7 separate regions of the Mus musculus genome follow, and regions 2, 3, 4, 5, 6 and 7 are each linked to region 1. A link is a loop called in an ENCODE intact Hi-C map of the cell type or tissue named here. Cell type or tissue: heart. All regions are shown on one strand. Region 1 overlaps Tcf7l2 (transcription factor 7 like 2, T cell specific, HMG box). Region 2 holds the start of Gm31734 (predicted gene, 31734). Region 3 overlaps 4930552P12Rik (RIKEN cDNA 4930552P12 gene). Region 4 overlaps Vti1a (vesicle transport through interaction with t-SNAREs 1A). Region 5 has its middle 21 kb from the start of Gm31965. Region 6 overlaps Vti1a (vesicle transport through interaction with t-SNAREs 1A). Region 7 overlaps Vti1a (vesicle transport through interaction with t-SNAREs 1A).

Region 1 (4,000 bases):
ACGGAAGTGACACCTTGCGAGGCCCTGCCTGCCACTCTGCACACCCTCTCTTCCTTCCCAGAGTGTGAGGCTGTCTGATTTTCAGATGACCTCCTTGCAAGCAGGGGAAAGTAGGCTTCCAATACCCAGTGGCACTGCAGGCCAGGCCTCTGGCTAGCTGACTGCCGTAGCTGGTGGGTAGATGTGCTTTCTCCAAGGAAGAGGAAAGAGGGAGAAGCAGAGAAGTGGGAAGAAAAGCATCCACTGAACTTACTTTTCCTGGGCTTTTCATAGGATCCAGGGCCAGGTACATTGGTGTGGGTTTAACCTATTTGAGTTGAGACCCTCAGATAGAACAGGGCCTAAAACAGTCCCTGTGGCATGCAGGAGGGGAGTGCGGTGGGTGGCTGCCCAGGGAGGTGTTGAGTCACACGGCAGAATGTCTAACGGACTCAACTCCAGAATCATCTCATGCTCTTCAAAAGCAAACACACAGCTCTAGTCTGCAAACAGTTAGAAAACCATCCTAGGTTTGTCTGGCTTAAAAGCAAGACTAGTGGCCAAGATTTGGTACCCTAGACTCAGGACACCTAATATTAATGAAGGCGTTTTTCCTCTATTGCATGGACTGCCGGACTGGCCAGCTGTTTATCTCCAAGGCCACAGGACTGTTTTTAGAGTGGAGGTCTTTAAGCGATCTGTTAATACATGGTGCAAGTTAATCCCCCTTACCCGCCCCCCTCCCCCAAGGAATCAACCTAAACAAGAGCTAGAAGGGCTTAAGGCCAACAAAAAAGTAGGACTTCTTCATTTTCTACCTCTTTGCTTGAAAAATACTACTACTCTGTGGCCCCTTTCTGGACTTATCTAGCCTTCCTGCATAAGTGTGGAGCAGCAATCTTTAAGGCCCTTAATACCAAAACAAAACCCTGCCATTTCCCTTTACACAGCAGTAACAAAAGCAACGAGCTTCCAGTTTGACAAGTAAAAAGCCCCAACCACACAGCCCCCTAATTGCCTTCCCTCCCTCTATTCACGGAGACCACCACACTCCCGGCAGCTGCTTTTGTGGCTCCCGCAATTTCTTAAGTAAACTGCAAGTTCTCTATCCGCTGATGGACAGGCCCTGATCACCCAGCAACAATCTGTCGGAAAGTGCTGCGAACGCCACCGGCAGGCAGCGTGGGCTAAGAATTTACTTCCCAGCTTTCTCAAAGGACAAGGGAAAAGGAAACTGGGAGAGGGCTAACCCAGTTACAGCCTCTCTCCCCGCTTAAAATGAAAAGGGGGAATGTCTCTTAAAACGCTTCAAACTAAAAACTTCTCCTAAGTAACTCCTTGGAGGTGAGTTGTTGTCCTGTGGCACTGTCTAGAATCCATTCCCTAAGTCCCCTGACTTGTCAGATGCACACCCAAACATAGAACATTCCATTAAAAAAAAAAAAAAAAAAAAAAAAGCTAAAGCCGGTTGCAAAGTTGGGATTAGCAAGTGGGTGGGATGAGAAAAGAAAAGAAATAATAAAACTTGCTCAAACCAGAAACAGAGAGCAGTACTTTAGCATGGCATTAGATTAAAAACCTGTGGAGAAGCTGAAGCAGGGGCCAGAGACTGTGCGCTCACACCCTGGGAGCCCCATCTCCATGCAAAGCTAGTTTTGTTGTGTTAAATACAGAGGTTTGAGATGCCAGATCAGGGAAGTTATAAGGACAGGAAACCAACTTTGGCCGATTAGACAGAACTGTCTAAATAGAAAACATGTATCTACATGTCTCTATAGGAAAGCTGTGTCTACCTACTGCTCCCAAACACACATATTCAGACAGGAAAACGCAAAAGTGCACTTAGACTACACACAGCTGGGAAGGAGGGGGGCTGGGAAGGGTGGAGGCTGTCACTTTAAGTTGGTGAGTGAAAAAAGGATGGATGCCCTCCAAGTGCAGACACTTCCAAATTAAACAAAATAGTGTAAAACAAAAAGGTACCTCACTTCCTCCCTTCCTTCCTGCCTTCTTTCCTTTCTCTCCTTTTTCCTTTTCTCTCTTTAACCTTTGTTATTGTTGTTTTAAAGGAGACTAAACCAAATCGACTCAGTCCATCAGGACCTTACCAGTCAACGTGCATCAATCTTAAAAGTTACCGCGCAGTGACAGTGGGCATGACCTCGGCTGAGCAGGGAGCATGCAAGGCTGGACACTCAGGCACATCTCTTACCATCTAGGGGTCGCCGCGCTGTCCTTGCCGCTGCTGGCTCGCAGGCATGCTGCCGCGCGGATGGCCCGGGCCCGCTGGAGGGCAGCACCCGCCCTGCAGCCCGCACAGAGCCCGCAGCTCCCAGGAGCAGCCCGCAGCAGCCGTGCCGCGCCGGATACTCAGGCACAGTTCCATTCACAGCGAAGCGCACAATAACGGGGATCTCCCCCGGTCGGTTCCACAACAATCCACCCCCAAAAGAGGGAGGGGGCGTTATATATATATATAAAAAGGCAGGGCTTTTTCACTCTTCTCTTTCCCCCCAACCCAGCATTCAATCAAAAGAACAAAGCCTGATATTTTGTTTGCCGACTTGGCAAGCATAAAAGCAATTTCAATAATCCGAGCGAGTTCACCTAAGTTGGTGAAAGTAACGCTCTGCAGATCTACAGTGAAATTAAGCTTTAATAGCTATCTGATGCTATTCAGAAAAGGACGGGGAGGAAGCTAGCTGAATTTAGATAAAGTTGGAGGACCACTTCACTCCGAAGCTTCCCCCCACCCGAAAGAATCCTATAAAATTCTTGACAACATTCATATCTTAATTAACTCAATGAATTCTACTCTTTGTGGGGGAGGGAATACAAAAAACCAAAATAGGTTATTAAAAACACTTGTATGTTAGAGAATTCACAAGGATACACTGTATAACATTTTTCATGACTAACTTTAAAAGAGAAAGGAAAAAAAAAAAAAACACTCCCAAAACTTGGGGATGTGTTTCTTTAAAGCAAATTGTCCTAACACATATTAAACCACGGCTGCGCATCTTCTAAGCATAGTAGGAAAAAATGACTATTGATCTTCAAATAGCGATAATTGAAAAGATCAAAAAGATTAAACAAAATCAAGAATGCGCTGACTTACCATGCTACGCTTTTTTTGTTGCAACTTTGTAGAAATTTCACTCAAAGAAACTGCATCAGAGGTGTCAAATTTTTTAGCGGACTGTGATCGTATTATTTCCGCGGCCCTGCCTTCCAATGCTTCAGAACTTTCTCCCTTTCTCTTTTTTGTTTGTGGTACCTAGCTTTTTGCTATAGACTTTAAAAGCCTTCAGCTCAGCAAACCAGCACAAATTATCTTGCCACCTTGCGCAGCTCTGATGCTTTGGCCGCTAACTTTGGAAGGCCCTTTACTACTGCATCAAAATTAGCATTGTCAAAGCAGTTAATGAATATTAATACTGTATTTGTCATTGGAGCTGGTCCGTTGCTGAACTCCAAGTCACCCATCAGGGACAAGATTAAGAACACAATTATTTCTGACTGACAGGGACCAAATCTGCTAGAATTTTTTTTTTTTAACAATTCGGGGGGAAAAAACCCACAATATCATCATCTTAAGGTGTCTCCCAAGAGACTGGGAACCAGATTAATACGCTTTTAATGAAGTAGAGATCATTATGTATGAAGGGAAAAAAAGAGAAAAGATGTACTATTCAAGCTATTTAGTTATGGTGGAAGCTAAAGTTAAAAAAAAAAAAATGCAGACAGCGTATCTTTCTCGACAGCTGTCCAGATTTTATTCATACTGTTCTAAAGAAAAAGACTTTCCCCCCCCGAAATCTTTTCCTTTTTAAAAAAAGAACAGAGAATGAGCAGTTCGCCCCATCTGGGATAATTTTCCACTTCTTCACTTTTACTGTGGCGGCTCAGGAAAGACAGCACGGTAAATAATTCTACACAAATCTGACAAGAGACACCTTCATCAGCCTAGCTTCTTCTGCCCTTATTCCCCAGATTCCGAGTCCTGTCTCTCTCACTTTAT
Region 2 (4,000 bases), 150 kb after region 1:
AGGGGCTTGGAATGTCACACTTTGAAGTGTTGTCAAAACAATCAGGGGTGAAGGTGGGGGGTGGGAAGACAACAGGGAAGGCCCAACATTAACCCTTCACGCACCAGGCTCTCAATCTTTTGTGTCAGGAAGGATTATGTTGTTTGAGTGAGGTGAAAACATCCATTTTTTTTTTTTCTGGGCAAGCCAGAAAAAAGAAGTTGCCGGGCTAAATAAAACCTCCTCGATGAATAGGCTCCCTCTTGGTTTCCTGCTCCATTCCAAGTTCAGAAATGAATTCAAGATGCTGCTCACTTATCTGCTCAACCTAGGTAGCAAGCAGCTCCATCGGAAAGCAAGCAACCATGGGGGTGGATGAAGCTGTAGAGAGCACCCTTAAAAACGAACTCTCTCACACGTATCACATCTATCACATCGCAGTGCCTACCACTGCAGCCCTGTGTCTTCTTGCATGCTGGGGGTTGGGGGGGTGGGAATAAAAGTAAAACTACCCCTTCTGTCAACTTCAGTACTGTTACCGTATTCTCTGGAACACAAACATGAGCAAAGCCCTAATATTGGCACTTCCAACCCTTCCCATCTGCTCAACTAGACTTCTTCTCCTTAATGTATTTTTCTATCTGAATGTATCCTCTTCATAAGCCATTTCTATTAATGTATCAAAGATTATAAATTAATGTTCTGAGGAAATCTATGTCCTTCTAAAGTAAAAATCATTACTATCAAGCTTTTACAACTTCTTCAGCAATTAAAAGATTGTTCTAGAGATGATTCATCAAAAGCCAATTTCATGATAATTCTTAATTCTTTACATTCTTAAGCAGAAAAGCAGATACCAGGATTTCAGAAAGTCTTAGCCGGTCCTGTTCATAAGTAACAGAAAACAGCAAAAAGCACCCCAGCCAGCAGGAACGGAAGAGAACGAATGAGCTTACTCCTAATTTGTCTTTACAACTCACAGTCAAAACCAGACCCTATGAAGCCCTGAGAATTTCAGACCTGGGACCGCTGGTTTGCCTGTAGGTTCCACCCCGGGCTGTAAGGAATCTGGAATTGCAAGCTGGCCCTAGTGTCCAAAGGCGTCTAGAGGGACATACACCCGCCTCTCAGCTCCTTGCCAAGGCTTCCCTCAGCAGCCTAAATAAATAACCTCAATTTCGGAGCACATACTGCTTAACCAGGTAAGGGAAAGAAAAGAGTAAGACGAGGCAGCGTGCACAAATATGTCTGCTGATGTTTGACACGCAAATACTAACATAACAGCCTACTGGGTTTCAGAAATGCATTCTCAGAGTCAATCTGATGTCACAGCACAGGGCCACCCGCTAAGTCCACAATTAAAATAACTAGACGCTGTCTCTTTCTACAAAGCCCACAAAGGGGGGGCCTTAGGTTGGGAACCTTCCTTGTCTCACCGGGAAATCATTTATTTGACTTTAACAATTTCCCTGTTTCCTAATTACAGCACAACATAACTGTGTGAGTTTGGAGTTGTGGTGTGGCAAGATCGCCAGCGGTCACAGACATGCAGTTTGAAAAGGGTCAAGAAAGCCAACAAGCCTGCCATCAAAGCTCAATATTCAGTTGGTCTTTCGGGTGACTAAGTGGATTTTAAAATAAAACGAAGGAGGTCTGCGTTCTAGAAGGAAGGGGCAGAGGGGAAGAGGGAACCCCCAGGATTACTTTGGTATGTTGCTGGGTCCAGTTTGCTAACACGGACCCACCAGCTACCAAGAAAAACACCAGGCGCTGCTTCGGAGGCTGCTAGCAGCCTCCGGAAAGCGCGGGCCCTACTGGAGGAGGTCGGACTGTACCTCTGTCCCGGCTTCCACGGAAGACACGGAAGACACGGGCGCTGGGGAGGGGGTGTGATTGTTTCTTTCCTAGGCATTAAAAAAAAAAAATACCAGTCTAGCGTGCTTTAGCCATTCTACCAGAGCCTGGGGGGCGGGGGGAAACAAGTCAAACCTGATAGTTAATATTTTAATGCTTAAAAACACTTGTAGGTCTGACTGATCCAAGCCCAGCACTGCTCAATAGTGAGCATATTATTTCAGACAGCCACCTTGAATAAGCAAAAAAAGAAAAACAAAACTAGTGTGTGTAAACACGAGGTAGGGACCGCGGCCAGAGGTGCAAAGTGACAACCCCGGGAAGCCGGGTACTAACGCGCCTTGTGTGTCTAGAGCTTCGCAATCCAGGCTTTTTAGAGGGGAAAGGGAGGAGGCAGGGGGACAGTGTGAGGGAAGAGGGCAGAGGCCCCGGGGGAGGGGACGAGCAGGAACGAATGTCTGCAGTGAGTGCCGGAGGTGCGCCGCAGGGAGCGCCCCGGAGAGCCTGGCACCCCCCGCTGCCCTGGACTCCCCAAAGTTGGGTGGCCGATCCCCAGAAAGGGAGGCATCCCCAAACCTCCTACACCTCCTTGAAAGCGCTCACCCTAGCCTCTGTCCCCGCCCCAGGGGCCCACAGTGAGCTGGTCAGGATAAAGAAGGCCTCCGCACCCCATCCGAAAGCACCGAATTTCCCTTGACACAAAAGTCCACTCAAAAGGCCATCCCGACTACACACAAATCCAGAAGCCCGGCCACACAGGCCTCCCCACCACGCACGGCTCGCAGCTAGCAGCGTGGGGCACCCAAGCCCTGCCGGGTCTGCAGAGAAAAAGCACGCCCAGGGCCCCCGGGCCTGCGAAGGGACCAAGCCTGGCAAGTGTGACCTTCCCTTGGAAGAAGGGGCCAAGAGGCCCTTGAGCCTGCGATCGCCACTAGAAAGCTAAAATGACTGGCTGGGGCCAGAGCCGGGCGCTTCCGTAGGGCCGAGACTGCTCGCTCAGCACGGTGGCTCCTGGAGCCAAAGGCACCGGGAACCCGCGCGGCCCAGCCGGGCCTCCCAGCCAGCAGCTAAGGGGTTAACCTGGGGAAAGCCCAAGACGCACAGAAGAGGGAAGGAAGAGAGGGAGAAGAAAGAGCCACACAGTCCTCTTCCCAGGGACAAGAAACAAACACCACCAGCAAGAGGGGGGAGGGGGAAATCAGAGCTCAAAAAAAAAAAAAATGAAAAAAGAAAAGAGAAAGAAAAATTAAAAGTTCAGATTGGCACCCCAACAGAGCCCTGCCTGAGGAAAAAAAAAAAAAGGCTCCCCGAATCGTGAGGCAAGCACAAGAAAAGCCAGAACATGGCGAAGCGCAAACAAACCCAGTCCACAAAAGGCAGAGAAAAAGTTTGGAGAGTTCGGGCCGCGAGGGGGGGAGGGGAGGGGGGAGGGGCGGGGCGGGGGAGGGGCAGGGCATGCGGGGCCGGCAGGCGGGCAGGGCGGGGAGCGCGGTGGCACTTACGGTTCGGGCGGTGGGCGAGAGCGATCCGTTGGGGAGGTAGGGGCTCGTCAGGTCGGGGATCATGATGAAGGGGTAGCCGGGATACGGTGGCCCCTTAAAGAGCCCTCCATCTTGCCTCTTGGCCGCTAACATGGCGGGGCGGCGGAGGGGACGGCGGCGGCCGCGCGGCGCGGGAGAGAGCGGGAGAAACTTTTTAGCAAGTGTCCCCCCGAGGGCCCGCGCGCGTCCCCGGGGCCCGGCCGGCGCGGGAACTCGGGTAGGGTGGGTGGGGAGTGGGGCGAGGGCACCCGCCAGGCCGACCCCGGGGAGGGGGAACGCAACCGCGCGGTTTTGGGGGCGCGCGGGGCGCACTCACCTTCTTCCAAACTTTCCCGGGATTTATCTCGGAAACTTTCGGAGCGAGGCGGAGGCCGTCTTTCCGCCTTCCCGGAGGGGCGAGGTGGGGAGGGCGAGGGGCGATAGCCGCGCCGAGGGGGTGCGGGAAGGGAGGGTCGGCGGAGAAAGGGGTGCAGAAAAACACGGTTACAAGTTTTCGCAGCCAGCAGCCCGGGCCACCGTCCGCGCCGCCCGCAAGCCCGACCCGCCTCGCCTCGCTCGCCTTCCAGCCCCGCTCTCCCGGCCCTGGAACCGGCTGGAGCCACCCGCCAGCCCGAGGGGCTCTTCCT
Region 3 (4,000 bases), 250 kb after region 1:
AGATGGCTATCCGGCCTCCTGAGGGTCCCATTTCTTAGGCTGCTCATCTTAGATAAAGGGTTCTTGGCATTTTAAGTATTTCAACTCAGTTTTGCTTTGAACAGGAAATGTGTGCTGGAGGTTGTCTATTCTACTATGAAGAAGGTCCTTTGGTCCCTGAGACTCCCTGGTAGCCATCAAATGACTATAGGTCCTTTCCCAGGTCCTTTCTGGGTGCCAGGTCCCCATGTGCTGCCTGCCTGCCTTGGGAGTAGAAGGGGAGGCTTGGACTTCTTGGCAGGGGTGGATGTGGGTGTGTTTTCACCTCAGGCCCGAGGGTGAGTCTGTCCCCTTAAGGGTAGCTAGCCAGAGCGAACAGCTTCAACTGTGCCACCGGGTGGTTTAGAGGTATGGTTAGCAAATGTCTTAGCATCTCTGAGGCAAGACTTTACAGTTGTAGTGAGTCCTAGGATCCTGACCTTAATTTCCCAGAGAACAGGGCACAGGGGTTGGATTCAGACTTCCGGCCCTGACTCCCCGTCCTCCACCAGCCACAGGCGATCCTCCCTTCCCTCCCAACCTCCAGCCTCAGGCAGCTGCACTCTATCAGGATGCAATCTAAATGCAGTCTTAAAGACCTTGAAGGTGGGCCAATGGTGAGTTCAAGGCCAACCTGGGCTCCCGTCGTGATCCCCTGCTTTTGAAAAGAGGAAGGAGTGGGGAGATAGCTCAGCCAATAAAGCAAGAGGACTTGAGTATTGTAACCCCAAGCAAGAACTGACATAAAAAAGCCAAGCACGGCGGTCCACTTGTATTCCTGAGATGGCGGATCCCTGGGCTTGGTGGCAGGCAGCAAGCCTAGCTGAACTGTCGATTCCAGGTCAGTGAGAGATCTTGTCTCAAAAATCCAGGTAGAGGCTGGGGAGATGGCTCAGCCATTAAGAGCGCTGTTGCTCTTGCAGAGGATCCCAGATTCAGGTTCTAGCCCCCACACAGTACTTCACAACTATCCAGAACTTCAGTTGTAAGGGATCTTCTCACCCCCGCGGGTACCAGGCACACAGGCAAACCACTCAATCACAAAAAATAAGATAAACACACCTAAAACCCAAAACAAGGCAGAAGGTAGTTCAAAAGACAGCATTCATCTCTGACCTCCACAAACACAGGTATACTTATGTACCTGTACACACGTGAACACACACGTGTATGTGCAACACTCACACAAATACCAACTGCAAATATTTGCAGAGTTCGAAATTCCCCAAATTTTACTCGAGCATTATCTGTGGCTGGGAATTATCTACACATCCCCAAGGACGAAGCTGAGACAATCCTGGTTGCTCTGTGTCCCCAATACTCAGAAACTGCCTCCTGGCAAGCCATGCCGACTGCAGCTTTCCAAGACAAGGCCTCCCACTTTGCACACCAGCAAACTGAGGCTCAGAGCGAAAAGTCACTGAAGTGCTCCGTGTCAGGTGGCTGAAGCAGGACCAGAAGCCCAGACTGGTGAGGTAAAGGCGCCCCCAGCTAGCCTAGCTGTGATTCTGATTCATATGAGAAGAGCCCACTCATCCTGCCAGGGAACCAGGCAGATGGGGAACAGCACTCAAACGGGTCCTGAATGAGACAAAGTGGAGGTGTCACCCTTGTCTGTGGACCTCCCCTCCTTCCCAGGTTCCTGATGTCTTCCCTCCGGTAGCAGCTTTTCTGGAAGTGTTATTCACCTGGAGAGCCGACCCTGAGAATATTTGGAGTCAAGGAGTTACATGAGCATGCTGGCGTCCACACATCAGCCTGATGCCACGGGTCCCCTGCCAGCTTTGAGGTCCCATCTTTCCAGAGTCAACTGCATTCCGTGGGAGGATTGGGGGGGGGTGCACGTATGGGGGAGGGGGTGCGCGTGCGCGCATGGCCCTTTTTGTTTTGTTTTACTTGGGTTCGGTTCTGGAGATGGGAGTCAGGCCCAAAGGCTTGCACCAGCAGGCTTTTTACTGATGGAGCGGGCTCCTCAACCTTGGCGTTCCATTTTGCAGTAGAAACCTGACCCTGTTCTCAGTTAAGAGATGAAGACACAGAGGCATACCCACTGCCTGATTCCAATCTTGAAGCTTGTGCTTATGTCACCAACTGAGAAGGGACATACTGTCACAGCAGGGAGCTGAGAGTATGGGGGTGGGAGGGGAGCGCAGCCGAAGTTCCATTGTATCACAGCGGGGCGGGGGGGAGGGGGGGCGTGAGGCACGAGACCGATACTGGGACTCCCGAGATAGCCTTTCTATTCTTGGTTCTGCAATGAGCTTGCTGTGTGCCCTTGGGCAGATCAGTTCCTCTCTCTAACGCCCAGTTTCCTCATTTTCTACAGCCAAATGCAGAATCTTAATGGCTTTCCCTTTCGGTTCGACAAGCCCAGAGCTCTAGCCTGGGTGCGGGCTGTGTGTGAAGAAATAGGAGTCTTGGTTTCGTTTTGTAACCTGGGCCCCTCCAGTGCCTACCAGCTGGGGCTGGGAACAGGACCAACATTCATTGACAAATGAAGGTGAGTTTCAGAGAGGCAGCCTGGGCTGTCACAAAACTCTGACAGAAGAAGTGCAGTGCTGGGGAAACCCCAGGCTTCTGTAAGCCAAGGCTCTGATTGGTGCACAGCGTTTGCTCTTCCTTCAGACCAAGGCCTCCAGCCAGTTCCCAAGCCATTAGCTGCTGGTTTTGATCAATGGCAATAGCATAAACAACAAATAAGTCCATTCGCTGGCAATTTCAGTCATTTGTGGCATTTAATTAGCATAATTGACCCAAACTGGAACTTTTCCTTCCACCTGAATTTAAAAATACATCCCCACTAACCCTCAGTACATCTGAGAAAAATTTCTTCTTCTTTTTTTTTAATGAGGCTTTAACTAAAGCCCAATATCAAAACACTATATAATACTTTTATCTCATCGAAGACATTTGATGCTTATTAAAATATTACTGCTTTAAGGCTTATTTTTTTTTTTTTTTTTTTTTTTTGCCCAAGAGTGTGTGCAGAGCCTCACTCCTCAGATAATAACAAAGAAATCTTAAACATGAAAAACACACATGAAAGGTAATATGTTCCCCGTTAGTCTCAGTATCATTTCCCCAGGATTTATTACTTTCCAAATATAGCATTAGCTTAAAACTAAAAGGCCGTTTACAGTAATGGGACACTTGGTACTACTTTGGAGCATGTGGGCTCTCCCAGGGCCTTGTACAACGGCTTCATTAAGCGGGGAACTGTGGGGGAGAACGGCTGGGTTAAAAAAAAAAAAAAAGAATCCCAGCATGTCTCCTCCAAGGCCCCCCAGATAGGCCACCTACCCTGACCCAAGGCCCGTGTCTAACAAGCTCTTAATTCCGCTTTCAGAACTGCTCTTTCACGCGTTGTTTCTTCCAGAGATGAAAACATTTTCGAAGCTGACAGGCCATCAATTGGGTGCCACCCGGGAAGAGAAGCCATGGTCTGCAGCTCTGCTTCCTGGCCCCACCACCAGGAGAATATGGGACTGCCAGCCACACCCAATGGGCCGCCCTAGGTTTGGGAGGTCTCTTTTTATCCTGAGAGAAGGCTTGGGAGCAGTTACGAAAGCGACGAGCCTACCGGCTTGGACACGGAGCAGCGATTGCTTGGCTTGTTGGGTATGGCTGAGGCCTGTATACAGTTGGATGACCTAAGTTATGGAAGGACAGAGTAGTCATGTACACAGAAGGGCCCTCTTGAGTGGCAGCTAGGGCCACTGTAATTTTGTCCCATGGGGTAGCCTGGGTCAAGCTCTCACTGGAAACTGCCAGTCAGCCGAGGGACCCTGAGGAGACTCACATTATCTGTTTGCTGTTTAGGTCCAGCAGTGAAGGCCCCTACTGATTTGGGGAACCAGCCTCCTGGCGCTTCCTAAATGCCCTGTTTTGAGAAGTTCCACAGAGTGAGGGTGTAAGTGTCTGGCCTGAAGGGAGAGACATGCTCCCCCTGGGTTCCAATCCCCATCATACCTTAGCTGTCAGC
Region 4 (4,000 bases), 560 kb after region 1:
TGTGGGCGTGCGCTTCACAGACAATATGCAGCTGCCTTAAAACATACAGTGAGTCCACAGAGTGAAAAACACTAAAGAAGAGGAAAACCAAAACTTGTTCGCTGGTGAGTATGTGAAGAGGCAATGGATGTTCAGTCGTAAAAGTCCCAACAAGCAAACCTTAGAGGAGAGAAACATCAAGGAAGGGAATCTGCGCTTCCACTTTCCACAGAGGTCACTTTAAGAAACTGGCTAAATGTGTTATGAACTGGATGGTTCACAACAAAACCAAGCCTGAGGGAAAAAATAAAACTCTTAAATCAATTTCACTCCATATTTTAAATTTCTTATACCCTTAAGTATGATTTTTTTTCCAGCCTCCGAAGGACACAAACTCAAGCCAACTAACAAACAAAAATGAAACTATTTTTACACGTGGTCCACTACCCACCAGGTTTATACTAAGTTGAAATCAATAGCAAAGTCTGGCATGGTCCATCCGAGCCCTACTTTAACGCCTTGTATAAGCAAACTTAAAATAGTTGACAGAACGCACATCCTCAGCTACTATTGCACAGCTTGAAAACCTCCCCCTGGAGATGAGATCTGGCACAGTCCCCATCAGCACCAGCTGAATGCCCTGAAAGGCTGTGAGCAAAGTCAAAAGTGCCTAACCCACTTTAAGCTGTGCTCTGAACCTCGCCGGCACAGAACTGGATAAAAGACAGTAAGAATAGCATGAAAAGCAAGTCAAGATTCACGGAGAGAGAAACGAGATGTCAAAACCGTTATGTATCATTTCAAGTTACCAACTGATTTTAGTTTGGCAAAGCACAAGCCTGGCGTGTCTTATTCAAATATTGTTGTAGCCCTAGGGCCTAAGTCTGAAATATCTAGTTCAGTCGGTAGTGTTATATTATACAGCCATGAATTTCCCTTGAGCATAAACTTTAGGAGGGCAACGAACAGAGGGGAACCGGTTTATTATGGAGTCATCACCTTGAGGGTTTTGGTTTCTTCGGGAAATATCGTTGCTCATTGTCATCTTCCCCCCTTTGATGCTGGATGCACTCAGAGAGGACATTCATTTAGAAATGAATTAGCTACTGTGATGCCCAAGGAATTGTGGGTCATACCTGAGAAATGAGTGCGCCATGGAGAAACCAAGTAAGGCGCGCACAGTGCTCATCGATGCCAGGGAGGCTGAGCAGCACACAGACGAGGACCGCACAGTCTCTGGCCGTCCATCTGAGGGGCCACGTGACTTCTGACCGCACAGTCTCTGGCCGTCCATCTGAGGGGCCACGTGACTTCTGACCACGAGACAGTGTGTAAGCAACCAGGGGAAAGTTTACTATTTATGAGTGAACAGTTTAACATTAGAACAGAGATGGCTTTTTGACTATGGCAATTAGCTTCTTCATGTTCCAAACACCAAGTAACATTTTCCCATTAATTTTTAAACCAATGTGGCTTTAACTTAAAATAAACTGTACATCAAAAGAATGGAAAATAAACAGCCAGGAACACAATTTGACGAATTGGATTTATTTAGTTTATTTATCTAAACAGGGACCATTGGATCTCTTTAATAGGCTGACAGTTGCACTGGGCTGGTTAATAAAACATTCAACACAGTGTCTTCAGCCAATATAGAAATGCAAATCCCATCAGAAATATTTTATTCATGAGGCAGTAATTTCTGTTACTACCATAGTTGCTTCCTTCCTTCCTTTTCTTTCTTTCTTTTCTTTCCTTTTTTTTTTTTCTAATGGCACTCTGCAAACAAACAGTGCCATCTAGTGACCAATGAAAAAGTCAAGTTTGTCACAGGCTTATAGTTAAGTCTGGCAAATTTTTACTCATTTTTCTTATTTTCAAGTGAGAGCACAAATACAAGTAAACAGAAAAGTTTGAAAGTAGCTGGCCAATAAAAAGGATTATAACAGAGAAAATTTCTAAAACCAGTAAGCCACACACACACACATGAACACACGTGAACACACATACACACACACATGAACACACACACACACATGAACACACACACATGAACACACACACGAACACACACATGAACACACATATGAACACACACACATGAACACACATACACACATGAACACACACACACACACATGAACACACATAAGCATGCCCTCATACATACACACAAACACCAATTTACCATTCTATCTAGAAAATACATACCTCAACTACATAGACAAATCAAAATGTTATAAAGCCTAAGTAAAAAAAAATGGCTCATTAATCATAAAGTGGCATCATAATTTTAATTTTTTAAAAAGCAATGTCACATAAGGAAATTTTTTAACTGAACAACAAAAGCCATCTGAGACGCTGACAACACTGAAAGATAGATAAGTCGACACAGGATGCATATGTGGGTGCACACATATCTGTTCCAGGACATACATGGCCTGGCCGCCATGGCTTCGGTGAATATGGAAGCTGTTTTCACAGGTCACCAAAGTCTACAGGGCCTAAAATCAATAGTCTCAAGTCTGAGGTGGTCATCATAAAATTACTCGCATTGGGAAAATGTCAGAGCTTTATAGATCAGGGAAATCTATTATGGCCCACTTCGAAAGTTAGCATTAAGTCCCAACAATACAATTCGTAGAGTGCCAAGATCATAATACTATTTCACTCAAGCACACATGACAGGGGAAGGGTCAAGGGCATGACCCTGTGATACTTGCTATGTGGGGAGGCCAGAGAAGCGCCCTGCACACTTGCTTCCCAGGACCGAAGGCAGGGTTACAGCCGAAAACCGTCTCTGGCGTCTCCCTACCCACCATGCCGCTCCACCTGTGCCCATCTATGTAGAGCTACCGAGGCTAAGAGCCTAAAATAAGAATCTCACTAGCAAAGATGGCTGCTTGCATAACCGCTTTCTAACTCCCTGCCCTGGTGGGACCTGACAAAGCCTATTCTGCAGGAGGAGCATGTGTGCACATGCAGAAGCTTTCTAAACAGACCACTGCCTTTCCCCAGAAAGGTCACAGGCTTGTGCAAATGCCTAGCAGAAACAGTCAGTGAGTTAGAGTTCAGCCAGCTGGGAGACCCACATAGGTCTGCCAGCCGCCTCAACACTGGGAATCTTCCTAGCGGAAGTACTTTAGAAAAAGAATCCCAGCTGCGTTCCACCCTGGAGTCTGTGCAAGAGCTTTATAGATCAGGGAAATCTATTATGGCCCACTTCGAAAGTTAGCATTAAGTCCCAACAATACAAGCCCCACAGTCACAGAGACTTTCTCCTACAATGGTTTGAGACTTCAGTAAGCAACACACAGAAGGTGCTCCGCTCTGGTCCAACTTCAGTTGTTATTTCTTGGCATCATCTAACATGGAGGAGAAGCAGAGAACAGAGCAGAAATGACCTACAAGAGAAGCCTAAGGAACAGAGTCCAGAACAAACTGCCAAGTGGTGAACTGCAAAACTGAAAACTCTGTATTAATCTGTCTTCTACGAATGCTCCAGATTATAAATCTTACGGGGACACGTTCACTGCAGCACAGTAAGGTGTGAAGGAAATAAATAGAAATATACAGGTGTTCAACAAGAGTTAACATCACAGAGAAGACAACATGCTCCCATTAAAATGATCTAGAGTTTATAGAAATTTAAAATGGAAGCATTAAGAACATATATTTTTAAAATATGGATGTGTGACATCATTATTATGTAAAGCTATTTACGGGAAAGGAGAGATTAGAAAACAGCCATCCAAAATGTAAAACATGATTCTCCTGGAGCAATAAGGCTAAGTTGATCTTGTTTTTTAAAATCTTTTGGGATATTCTGACATTTTATATAGAATGAAGGAGTATAACTGTTATAAACGGTGACATGTTCATGGAGAAGGGACGTTTCTTTGCTCAGATGGTTCTATCCAGTGCTACAGGTCTGGGGTTGCTAAGAGATTTACCATGACCGTAAATAAATCTTAATAAGGAGAGGCTTTTTATTTTATATACTGGTATACGATGTGGGACC
Region 5 (4,000 bases), 240 kb before region 1:
CCACCCTAGAGCTACAGCATCAGTAACAACTCAGTAAAAGGCCTGGGGAGCAAGGCCTACAAACAGTGCGAGCGAGGTGCCTGCTTGGTCTGAGCATTTCTCTCGAGGAGGCCAACAGTGTGTTACCAGTTTTGGCCTCCTGTCTTGTCTTTATGACATGTGTTCTGGTGGGACCAGAGCCAAGGGAGCCAAGAAACGCTCCAGAGGCCTGACCCAGGCTCAAAGTTCTGGGAAGCCTTCCCTCTACATGTGACTTCTTAGCTGGGAACTGGAAGATGAGGAGACAGGCTGATGAGGTGAGAGGGCTGGGGAGGAGGCTCCGTGGATTTGGGCTGAGCACACAGGCAGGCTCTGAAGAATACAATACTTAGTTCCCAAGGATAGGAGAGGAGGCCCAGCCTTCAGGAGCCTCAGAGCCTCGAGGGCAGGCATAGGATGGGGCCAAGTCACGTGATGTCTTAAAGAGTGTGGGATTTTAAACTTTTCCCTGAGAACAGTTCAAAGTTCTGGAGAGATTTCTCCTAATGGGCTTATTCCACTTTGCCCCACTGGGTCCAAACTCAATTCCTGGCAATTAATGGGCACCTTGTGATCAGCTTCATAGCAGAACCAAGCCACCCCAGAGAAGATCCTCTAAGCAAGGTGACATATGTCGCCTCTTCCCCGCTCTCTTTGTCTTTTGCTATCTAGTATAGAACATAAAATCTACCCAGGGAACTGTGGCAAGGAAGGCAAACTAAGTTAACTCTTCCGGCCTCACAGTCTTGCCCTGAGCTTCAAAATGGACATTGGATACCGCCACCCTGACCAGTGAGACAAGCAAATTAAAACTGGTGGGTCAGGAGTGGCTGGGGGTTTGCCAAGGACCCCCTGGCAGGTCCCAGGTACTCTGAGCATCATGCTTTGGCCGGTAGTCAAGGAAGGATCCCCCCAATCTCCTGTCTAAAATATGTATTTATAGGTTTAATTATGTGAATTCACTTGCCCTTTGCTCAAAGAAAGTAGATACAGGGGCATTTTAATGCTCCACAGAAATGAAACTGTGTTGAAGCCAGCCTGACCTCAGACCGAATGTCAGAGCCGTTGGATTTTTTCAGCAGAAACATAATACTTTTTATAGAATGGGAAGTCAATTGAGAAATCATAAAAAAAAAAAAAAAAAAAAGTAGAGTTGGGAAGGGCTTTGTGCTCACCAGGGTTAGGTCCCTAGAGCCACTGTAGCCTTGTTCCCTGTGGGGAAGGGTCTAATGTTTTGTCCACTTAAGTTTTAAATATCTCAACCAATGGCTCATTCCTGGGAATACCTCTCCCGGGGCGCTAGATCTGGCCCTGCCTGTCAAGGCCCCTTCCTTGCTCCTCCATCTCACTCAGCTCAATGATATAGACAGGCATCTGCAGCGTTTGAAGCAAAAAAAGCCTTGCCTTTCTTTCCCTTTCATCTCCATTTCTCCTACCTGTGGAAACTTCCAGATCTGGAACGGGGCGGGAAGGAAGAGGCAGAGAAAGGAGGCAAGCTGAATATTTGTTCTGAAAGCGGCCATTACAAGAAGCCAAACCCCAGGCCTGGAGCCGACATTTCAGCTTTGGGAACAGGCAGGATCCATGGAACCTGCCTCACTGAAAGCTCAAGGAACCAGCTCAGAGCGGAGCTGCCTCTCGCCGCAGTAGCTGGGACAGAAGGTGGCAGCACAGCACCAGGCTGTAAGGTCTGCAGTCGTTGGAAGCTGGGGACCATCCTAACCCTTCCGGGCGTCCAGATCCCTCCTCTAGCGTCAAGAGTGTCCTGCTTAGGCTAGGAGTGACCCAAAAATCAGCTTTTAAAAGGCAAACCTCAAACATCCAGAAGTGTTCGAACGTGGTCGATTTTCTATGTAAAAACATCATGTTGCTAGAGTTTAAAAGATTCCAAATGGGGTCATAGGGAGGATCCCAAAGGACTTAAACATATAAAGTTACCCTCTTATCCCATGTAGGTAATTTTTAAATAAATTCAGAATACGTGCATCTTTCTTCCTTTGCGCTCTACAGCACTTCTCCAGCCATCTCTGAATTTCCCTTTGGTGTTCCTGTTTTCATTTGCTGATTTAAAAAAAAAAAAAAAAAAAAAAAAAACTTGTTTGGTAGTGTTTGCATGTAGTCCTTCCAAAGCAGGGATCCACACAGTAAGCACTTCTGACTCAAGAGCTGGACCCCTGCTGGGGAGCCAATTAAATGCACTGCCCACCAGGGAGAGTGTGATATTTTTTATTACTTTCTAATTTCGGGCCCTGAAATGGCTTCAGTGATCAGAACGTTTTTTTCTGCCTTAGAAACCTAAAGGAGCCAGCGAAACGATGCCTTTGATTTGTATTTTATTTATATCGGTCCATACTGGCCAAGTGCACACTAAGGATTTCCCTGGGGCCTCAGAGGGTTGCAGGAGTGGAAAAGCAAGACAAAGAAAAAAAAAAAAAAAAAAAAAAAAAAGCACAAAACTTTCTCACCCAGTCGCCTCTGCAGAGCAGGGAACTGTCAGGAACACTGGGAAAGGCTTTTTTGAGAAGTCGGTGAACTGAGAAAAAATGGATAGAAGAATTGGAACAAAACCATTTCAGTGGATTTAAATCTATTTAAACGACAATAGTAAATCAAAGCCATGCCTCTTTCTCATTACCAGTGGCCCCAGTGGTAGGGCCTCATAAATGCTGGCTAAGAAAGACTTGTGTTCCTTTCTAAATACATTCACAGGAAGCCCCACCCAACCCAAGGTGCAAGGATGCTTGCTTCTAAACTCCTGTTTGTTTTGCGTTTCCTTCTCTTCTAAAAAGCATCAGCTTCCAGCAGAAAAGCTTCGAAGGGGCAAGGAGGAGATCCAAACAGACGCTAATGAGGAAAAGAGAAAGTGAAGTCAAACTCTCCCTGAATGCCTGGATGTTTATTTATTTATCTTTGCAACAAGCAAGGATGCTTTAAAATCTAGAAGCACTCCTGGATAAAGCAAACCAGACCAAGTAGCTCACAAAACACCAGAAGCTCAAATTCTGAGCTGTTCCAAATCCTATTCACCTGCCAATGGGGTCTTGGCTGAAAGTCCTCGTCTTTTGTTTTTTCTTTTGTTTTTGTTTTTCCCTTTTTTCTTTTCCTTTTCTCCCGACTCACTGTTTAGCCAGAAGGTAATTCTGAATGCTTATGGGGGAGGGGGGACATTCCTACTAGCTAGTGCTCCCCTTAAAAACAGGAGCTGTTTCAATTCCCATTAAGCTGCTCTCTATGATGTAAAGTCTTTTAATGAACAGTCAGCTCGCGTTGAGACTATACGTGTCGAACCCTGCTCGCTAACAATTTTCATAAAATGTGATTCAAGAATTAAAAATTGCAGTGCTCTAAGAAGGTGGCTACTGTATGTTATTAGACAATGCTCTGCCAAGGCAATCTTTCCTATCTCTTACGCAGAAATCCCATGGGAACAAAACTGTTTACTCTGATTGTGTACAGCCTCTGCAAGTACCACTTTATCATAGGATTTAAAGTTCAACAACTTAGCAGACAGTATTTATTATTTAAGGAAAGGCTAAGTGTTTCTTCTGGGCTTCTCCGACTTCAAAATCACAAAGCAACCCCTCTCCTCTCTCTGCTTCCCTTCTTTCTGTTCCCTTCCTTTTCCCTCCCTTCTTTCCCTCCCTTTTCTTTCTTTCCTTCTTTCTGTCTGTCTGTCTGTCCGTCCGTCCATCTTCCTCCCCTCCCTCCTTCCTTCCTTTCCTCCCTTTTAACTTGCAAATTGGATGTTGTTGAGTTCTTAAAGTCCTTAACAATTCATTATCCCTTCAGGAAAATTTAACTCGATTACTTAAAATGGCCAATCTCCACTTTAAGGGAGAATATTCTATATAACTTCAGCTTAAAAGGCAATGTCCCAGATTAAATACATATACATATATATATATATATATATATATATATATGCGCCCCCTTTTAAAAGGCAGAGGCAATTATACAATAAGCAGAAGCAGACGCACTTGAG
Region 6 (4,000 bases), 350 kb after region 1:
ATCTACTTGCCACTTGATTCTCATTGGCCTGTTTTCCCCATTGCTCCCTCTCCTTTGCCTCCTGGCTTCTCGTAACTGACAACCTACTCTTAACTTCTGCAAGACAAAGCCTTCTAATTTTTAAGACTCTTTTTATGTATGTATGTATGTATGTATGTATGTATGTATGCATGTGCGCCGCATGCATGCTTGGGGGCTGAGGAGGCTAGGAGAGGTGTGGGCGGATTCCCCGAACTGAGGACACACACAGTTGTGAGCTGCCATGTTGTGGGTCCTCTGAGAAGCTGCCAGTGCTCTAACTGTTGAGTCATCTCTTCAGCCACCACCCTCCCCTCACTTCGCAGTGCTGATTATTCACCTGGCTGTGGAGAAGTGTCTTTGCTTTATGTCATCCATCTGTCTGTCTGTCTATGTTGTAATCCATCTGTCTGTCTATGTTTGCTTTTGCTTTCCGTGATTTGGGGTCGTAGATGGTAAATCTTTGCATAGCCCAACAACACTGAGCGGTTCTCCTCTATTTTCTTCTAATGTTTCATGGCTTTGTATATTACTCCTTCTCAGTTGATGATGAAAGACATGGTCTAGTTTTATTCTTCTGCATGTGGATACCCAATTTTCCTCAGAAACATTTGCTAAAGAGACAGTCCTTTTCCCAGTGTATGCTCTTAGAACACTGAGTGAATATTTATTAGCATCTATAGTTTTTGAAGCCTCTGATGATTTTTGCCAATAGCCAGAGCTGAGGGCTACTGGGCTAACCTGACACATGTTTCAGAAAGACTCCATAAGAATAAAAGAAAACCTGGCATTTCTGTAAAAAGACATGGCACCTTGTAGGATTCCCATCAAACTTATGTGAACATGAGACCCTTGTACAAAAACATGTGTTAACATAGATGGAAACTGCTTTTGGATCTCCACGGAGACCAGCAATGAAGGCCGATACCCTTGCTACACTTTCAAGCAGAAAGCCCCACACTGTTAACTGTGCAGGATAAAGACCAAGCCTTTCCTCAACAAGGATAAAGAAGCAGCTACCCCATGTTCTCAGCAGGGACAGATGCCCGATGTCATAATTAAAAGGGATCTGACATGCTACCTAACACACACACACACACAAACACACACACACACACACACACTCTCATCTGCTCACACATGCTCAGTTACGAACATACATGCTCATACATGCTTACTTACACACAACTACACATGTTTATACATGCTCACACTCTCACACACACGCTCATACATGCTCAGTTACAGACATACATGCTCATACATGCTTACTTACACACAAATACACATGTTTATACATGCTCACACTCACACACACATACACACACGCTCACACATGCTCAGTTACAGACATACATGCTCATACATGCTTACTTACACACAAATACACATGTTTATACATGCTCACACATACACGCTCTTACATTCATACACATACTGACACACATATATACTCACTCACAAACACAAATACACATGCTCATATACGCTCACACATGTATACACGCTCTTACATATATACATACACAAACACTCTCTCACACACATATGCTCTCACATATATCCTCACACTGACACACACACACACACTCACACATGAAGCCCTCCACGAGCATCCTCTCAGTGAGCTGTCCAACCACGAGGGACCTCATTCCTTCACAGGACAACACATTTCATTGCTGGGCAGATCCAGTGTCTGTTATGTTGGCCACGAAGCAGCCTCCCTCTAACCTCTACTGTTCACAGCTCAGTGATTTGGCTGAGCAGCAGAAGCCTCCCTTCTTCTCGACGAGTGCCCCTCGGTACTCTATTAAAGTGGGACAGGGAACACCACTGTACACACAGGACGGTACAGGAGCCAAGCGACGTAGATTTGAGCTGAAGCCCTGGCCCAGACTTTCCGGCATGACAACTAAAGTCCCTTAGGCCTGACTTTCATCATGGTTATAAAAACTGCATAAACACAAAGACAACGGAAAACTGGTGTTCTTGTGAACAGTGAATTAAAAGTGTAAGTCAAGTGCTTTACGACGGCCAAGCACAGTACAAAACATACTTGTGAACAGCGAATTAAAAGTGTAAGTCAAGTGCTTTACAACGGCCAAGCACTGTTCAAACAAGTTGATGCTTTAGTAGTACTTTAAGGTACAATATTTCTGTTTGAGCAGCTTTTTGGCCAGTTCAATCCTGTGTTAGCCTTGTCTGCGGAAGCTAGGCTCATTCAGCTGCTAAGCTAGAAGTGAACACTGTTCACGAGAGCTCCACAGCGCCCTCTATCTGCCTCTTGCTTCAGCAAGCCAGTGAATTCCAGCACTGTTGCAAGACCGAACGGTGTGCAGATACCACCTGCTGACTTGTGACCAGGAAAGATAAAGAGTAGCAGTCCCAGAACAAGGCCTGGTCTAGAGTCTTCTGTTCACTACGTAGGCGGCCTTGGTCAGATTTGCTTACCCCAGGTTCCCATACACACGAGGAGAGAAGCAGGATATTTTACATGGTATCTATTAAAACAAAACAACACGCGTCAAGCTCCCAGCAGGATATTTTGTTCATTTGACTGAAGGGTATTTTAACCAGTGTGGTTTTTAAAAAATTAGTGAAAATCTCTTTGAAAAGTCTACATTGTCTTCTAAAACAGTGGGCTTCACCTACATGGAGACAGCGTTCCAGTCAGCGTCAGTTCTGCATGGGACCCACGTACACCTCCTCTTAGGCTTTCCTGTCTTTCTGTACGTAGGCTCTCTGGTCTCAGCCTCATTGTGCTGCCCAGGCTGCCTGCCTCTCAGTGCGTAACCTTCCTGTCTCTGTGGCCCAGCTGCTGGCATTACAGGTATATGTCCTTGTGTTTGGCCAGATAAGCCAATCTTCAACCGTGTGTGATTCCAGACCACTAGTAACCGTTTTACTAACAAAATTGGCAAAATAAAGTTTTAGAAGTAAATTGATTCCTGGGAACAATTTGGTTATTCTGTAATTCCCAAAAGCTTCTACTGTAAAAATAACATCTTTAGTCTGTGTACTCATTTGAAAGTCCCTCCCTGTGAGGGGTGCATCTGTGTCCAACTTGGTTCTGTAACTACATTCCTGAGGTCAGGGAACAGAATTTGTAAAAACTCAGAGAAACGGATACATCTCCAAAGGAGAAATACAAATGGCAGCAAACACAAGAGAAGATGCTTGCCATCATTTAGCCATTGGAGAATGCCAGAGCAAACCACGAGGCTTCCCCATCTGTGCCAAGCAACCCTAACAGAAAGACAGACAATAACAAGTGGTGGGAAGGAAGTCAGGAAGTCAGAGCCCAACACACAGCTGCTGGGCCGTGAACCACAACACTCCCCTCAGCACACAGCTGGCATTTCCTCAAAAGTCAAGCAGAGGAGGTACCGTTATCACTTAGGATTCTATTCTTAGGTACACAGAAAGGGGAAATGCAAACATACATTCACAAGAAAAGCTTTTCAACAACATTATTCATTATAGGCAACAGGCGGAGACAACCCAGAAGTTCACATCTTGGCAGATAAGCAGATGAATAAAGCTTGTGAGTATACTGGTAAAGTATGTATATACGCACATGCACAGTATAGGAGAAGGCTACTGGCCAACCAAAAGACACTTGGTATTAACACACGCCTCACCATGGATGGCCCTTGAATTCATTATGCTAAGTGAAAGAAGGGAGACACAAAACGGCCCATGATGTTTGACTCTGTGCATGTGAAATGACCAAAACAGTCAAACCTATAGAGACAGAGGAAGATGGGCCATTGTCAGGAGATGGGAGGGACAAGGAATATTTTCTTTTAAGGGTGATGAAAATATTTCAGAATTGACTTTGGTGGTGGTGGTTGTCTGACTAAGCAAATATGCTAAGAGCCAGGGAACTATACATCTAAATGGGTGGGTATGTGGTATGCAAATCATATCTCAATAAAAGCTATTAAAAACTCAATAGAGGCACACAGTCATTAAACTATAA
Region 7 (4,000 bases), 360 kb after region 1:
TATGGACTTTTCTAATCCTTGTCCATAAAGGAGAGTAGAAATGCCTCCCTTATTAGTTTGCTCTGAGTGTTAAGTGAAACCAAATGAGACCATGATTACATAGCAATTAGAGTTTAAGTGCTCTTAAAATAAATGGCAATTAAGGACAGTAATCAATGATAATGGTGATTCAGAAATAATTTGCTTGGTTCTTTGGTTAGAAAACTGAGGAGGAAACCTTGACATGAGAGAGCAGAGCATCAAAGAACAAACAATCCTTTCACAGGAAAGCTGCAGCTCACTGAGGAACTAGGGAGGAGGAAGCAGCTCCTCCCTGGACCATGAGCCAGGCCTCAAGCCCCAGCAGGTCTAGTGTGGGACAGCCAGTGGGGGCCACTCCAAGCCGTCTCAGTCCACACTGAAACACAGACAAGGGCTCCCTGAAGATGTAACAGGAGTCTGGTGACAGGAACTGCAGATCTAGGAGGGTATCAGTGGTGTGGAAAGCTCTTGAGGATCAGCTTAGACACGTTCCTACATTTGCAACAGCTTTCACTCCATGCAGTTTTAATGCTGTCCAGTATCTGCCATCCTGAGCTTAAAAACAGCAGCAGAGTACACTGTGATAGTCGCATCCATTAATCTGTGCATCACACAATAAGATGCTGTATGATCAACAGCCCTGAACTTGCACTGGGATCCACTGGCAACAGAAGCAGACAAGTCATATGTTCTGAAAAAATGGTGGACAGTGAGGTGGGCATGGAAAACTGGGGTGCGCATACATGCTGCTATGCATGAGTTTCATAATCAGACCCATGTTTCATGCTAACATATGCATGTCAGCACAGGCTCTCCAGGGAGGAAACACCGCTCCCTCTGCATCCCTGCCCTCTCTGTTCATTGGGTCATGTCTTCCTTCCTCCCCTTTGGAGTACACCTTTAGCTGGATCTACAGAGATCGATCGTGAGAGAGGGAGAACAAGGGTGTGTGTGTGGAGGGATGGAAGGAGAGAGGGAGGAGGGCAGGGAGGGGTGCTCTAACAGTTTGCGTTATGGAGGCAGGTTATATCATTTAGTCTACACAGAGCCTTAAGTACAAACATGGTTGAGTGGAGAAACAAATTCTTAGGATGGGAGTCAAGTGAGCCATACATTTTCCCACTCACAGTCACCAATTTTCACTGAAATACACACTCAAGGTATCACCTTTGTTCTGCCTTGGTCCAGTAAGTAGAAATACCAGAAGTAGAACTTTAGGGTGGTGTCTGGCCAGCCCAACAGGACTAGAAGAAGGTGGGAAGGGAGTTTCTGAGTAAGAGGGCTGTGTATAGGTCAAACACAAAAGCAGACTGGGAATGGGGAGAGCCAGGTTTCACATGAAACCTGGTCATCCTTCCAGGATGAATGAGTGTCAAGGGCAGAAGCCTTGTACTCATCTTCCTGGGCAGTTACAGGAAGCTGTCAAGTGATGCTTCTCAGTTCCTTCCCAGAGGTGACAAATGGGACAGGTGTCTTTGGCTGGAGGGACAGAGAGTTGACTAGCTAAAGTGATGAAAACCACACAGGGGCGACTGGCTGGGAAGACCCAGGTGATGCTGGCTGTGTGGGTCGCTCCTAAGCTGCATCCTTCCTCCAGGGAGAGTTTGCTTTCTGCTGCTGTCCAAGGAGGCAGCATGAGCTACAGACTGCACAGCACCGAGTAACGGCTCCTGGCGCCACCCCCTGGTTGCATACTCTCTACCTTGTACCTCACAGGATTCAGAACGGTTTACATGAGTACTCACCAGGCATGTGTGGAAGGTCACTGGACTGGGACTCAGACACCTCTGGTACCTGGGCTGGCTTTGCCATTAACTTCAGTGCATGGCCAAGGAATCACCTTGAAGTTTCCCAGGCCTGGGGACAGGGCATGTGGGAGCAGCTTGCCAGTAAGAATTTGATATGCAAATACCAGGGATCATAGTGGGAATGCTTTGTGCTTAATGGGTTAAACAAACACACTAACCAACGAACACAGGTATGATTTAAAGCATCAAGTCCAACTTACGCCTATAGGGCCCTTAAAGCTTAGCAGTAGGAAGTTCTTGGCTTAGTGAGCCAGGCTGTGCTCTGGTCCTAAAACCAGGAAGTAAACTTGTTAAACTGCAAGTGTTCCAAATGATTCCTAGAAAGGGCTATTTTGCACAATCTGATGATTTGGGATTTTGTCAAATGAATGTCACCAGATATGCCCTATAATTAGGACAAAATATTTTAAAAGTTTAAAAACGAAGCTATTCATTAACTCATTGATTTTCCTACAGATTGGGAACCTGAATTTAAATGATACCCAAAAATATAACTGGGCACACTCACAAAGAGAAGAATGGATTGTGAGTCTTTAAATGGAATACAGAAGTTTAAAATGCTATTAGTGTTCAGATTCTCTGAGAACATTAAAACTGCCCATTAAATAAAAATCTAATAATTGGCCCACTGAATTGTGACATTTTGTAACCTGTACAGGAATGTAAGAAATTGTGGAAGAAAAGTTCTTTTGAGGCAGAATTTGATTTGCAGTGTAATATTATTCTAGAAGCCAAGGTCTCATGCACACAATTACAAACGAACAACAGTGCATAGTGGCTAATGAAGCCAGGACGACCGTGGAAATCAAGCCCAGGCGTGTGATTCACGACTCCCCAAGGTGAGTTCTATTCCTGCTTAAGGGAAAAAGCAGGCAAATACACAAACTCAGAGAAAACCCCCAACTTGAAACCGCTTTCTTATTAGGCCCAGCTTACAAACAAAACTAATCAGATTGACCTAGGGTTTCCCAGCTTCCTCTGCAGTGCCGTTAAATTAGCCTGATAGAGAGGTGTCAGCCAGGACAGAAACCCTAGGTTATCCAGGGCCTTCTAGATATGTTCCTTGCTCTCCAGGGTGTGGGTCCAAGGCACAAACCCACAAGACAGACACTGAAGGGACTAACTTCAAAGACTCCTGCTGTGTCTAGCAGAAGCAGTAAGTGAAGGCATGGCGATGCCAGCTGCTAGTGTGGTCTGGACACTGTAGAAAGTCCTGGAGTGATGTGGGTGAATCTTTGATGGGGATAAAAAGAGGACGGTAGATGTTCTGGCTGGTGCACCAGCAAGAGTGAGGTAAGAGGCATGCCTCAGGAATAAGCCGACATTCAGTCTGGGCAGGGCCTAGCAGGAGGCGGTGGCTGTTGGGAAAGAGCACACACGATGGGCTGGGAATGGACTGCCCACAGTGCCCATGCCACAGACACTGCTATTGGTACTTTGAATTGGCAGGAAACTTTCATGTCTACACTTTTTTTGTCTTTTAAATTTCCTATGACAGAGCCTTGCTTTATAGCCCAGAATGGATTGCAGTTGTGATTCTTATACCACAGCCTTCCAAGTGCTTGGCTTATAGCTATATTCCATCACACCTTGTTTCTGTGTAGGCTCCTTAGATAGAAGCACTGGCTGCTTTTTCCCAAAGGACCGTGGTTCAATTCCCGCACCACATGGTGGCTAATAACCATTCACACCTTCAGTTTCGGGAGATCTGACACAGTTTTTTGTCTTCTGCGGGCACTATATGCAAGTGGTGCACAGATACAAATGCAGACCAAACACCAATATTCATAAAATAAAAATAAATACATCATACACACACACATATGTGTTGTATATATGGCTCCAACTCTATTCCTTTTTGGAAGTTTTGTTCAAACTCACTAGATGCTGACAGAAGATGAGACACACACACACACACACACACACACAAATGTCAGCAATTGCTAGAGGCAGACATAAAGGGAAATGAAGGTAGAGAAGAACCAGGTTTAGAGGAAGCCGGTGAGCAAGAGGGAGACAGGAACAGGCCACATGGACTCCAGACAAGGCACATCAGTATATAGTGGAGACCTATACTCCCTGAATATAATTTCAAGCTTATTTTGTATTTCAACCAATCCACAGTGATACAAATATCTGTACCTTATTACATTTTGCTTGGGAGCCTGCAT

Evidence for each region. Peaks named below come from ENCODE experiments on the same cell type or tissue, not always from the same donor. Only the 100,000 strongest peaks of a DNase experiment are listed, where the experiment ranks them.
Region 2: it touches region 1 in a loop (2.7-fold over the local background); 10 of 42 quality-filtered maps call a loop at or near these places.
Region 3: a loop joins it to region 1, with 2.1 times the contacts of the local background. A loop is called at or near these places in 2 of 42 quality-filtered maps.
Region 4: it touches region 1 in a loop (2.3-fold over the local background); 11 of 42 quality-filtered maps call a loop at or near these places.
Region 5: it touches region 1 in a loop (3.0-fold over the local background); 11 of 42 quality-filtered maps call a loop at or near these places.
Region 6: a loop joins it to region 1, with 4 times the contacts of the local background. A loop is called at or near these places in 7 of 42 quality-filtered maps.
Region 7: a loop joins it to region 1, with 2.3 times the contacts of the local background. A loop is called at or near these places in 6 of 42 quality-filtered maps.

What each region holds. Positions count from the first base shown.
Region 1 is chr19:55,893,829-55,897,828 of GRCm38, reverse strand. The region is part of intron 5 of Tcf7l2 (transcription factor 7 like 2, T cell specific, HMG box); the gene reads right to left. Among named protein-coding and RNA genes, the nearest start is that of Gm52391, 42 kb to the left of the region's middle. In heart, a CTCF peak has its summit at 2,254; a DNase peak (open chromatin) is centred at 2,248; H3K4me3 peaks cover 1,396 bases; H3K27ac peaks cover 946 bases.
Region 2 is chr19:55,742,533-55,746,532 of GRCm38, reverse strand. It overlaps Tcf7l2 (transcription factor 7 like 2, T cell specific, HMG box), which reads right to left. Exons shown (of 15, transcript NM_001331146.1): 2 at 3,691-3,757; 3 at 3,336-3,460. Gm31734 (predicted gene, 31734) reads left to right here and starts at 3,330. Exons shown (of 3, transcript NR_168128.1): 1 at 3,330-3,371; 2 at 3,941-4,000. In heart, a CTCF peak has its summit at 1,784; DNase peaks (open chromatin) are centred at 2,302, 2,752, 3,422, 3,962 and 1 weaker place; H3K4me3 peaks cover 3,640 bases; H3K27ac peaks cover 3,477 bases.
Region 3 is chr19:55,641,946-55,645,945 of GRCm38, reverse strand. 4930552P12Rik (RIKEN cDNA 4930552P12 gene) reads left to right here. Exons shown (of 4, transcript NR_045318.1): 3 at 2,345-2,518; 4 at 3,395-4,000. Among named protein-coding and RNA genes, the nearest start is that of Gm41871, 57 kb to the left of the region's middle. In heart, no CTCF peak of the experiment used is centred here; DNase peaks (open chromatin) are centred at 1,795 and 2,435; H3K4me3 peaks cover 911 bases; H3K27ac peaks cover 2,191 bases.
Region 4 is chr19:55,333,874-55,337,873 of GRCm38, reverse strand. All of the region lies in intron 3 of Vti1a (vesicle transport through interaction with t-SNAREs 1A), which reads right to left. Among named protein-coding and RNA genes, the nearest start is that of Vti1a, 20 kb to the right of the region's middle. In heart, a CTCF peak has its summit at 1,779 (motif pointing left); no DNase peak of the experiment used is centred here.
Region 5 is chr19:56,132,007-56,136,006 of GRCm38, reverse strand. No RefSeq gene overlaps it. Among named protein-coding and RNA genes, the nearest start is that of Gm31965, 21 kb to the left of the region's middle. In heart, a CTCF peak has its summit at 1,680 (motif pointing right); DNase peaks (open chromatin) are centred at 206 and 1,686; H3K4me3 peaks cover 301 bases; H3K27ac peaks cover 302 bases; H3K27me3 peaks cover 739 bases.
Region 6 is chr19:55,544,021-55,548,020 of GRCm38, reverse strand. The region is part of intron 7 of Vti1a (vesicle transport through interaction with t-SNAREs 1A); the gene reads right to left. Among named protein-coding and RNA genes, the nearest start is that of Gm41871, 160 kb to the left of the region's middle. In heart, a CTCF peak has its summit at 2,293; DNase peaks (open chromatin) are centred at 2,290 and 3,310.
Region 7 is chr19:55,535,606-55,539,605 of GRCm38, reverse strand. All of the region lies in intron 7 of Vti1a (vesicle transport through interaction with t-SNAREs 1A), which reads right to left. Among named protein-coding and RNA genes, the nearest start is that of Gm41871, 160 kb to the left of the region's middle. In heart, a CTCF peak has its summit at 1,706 (motif pointing left); no DNase peak of the experiment used is centred here.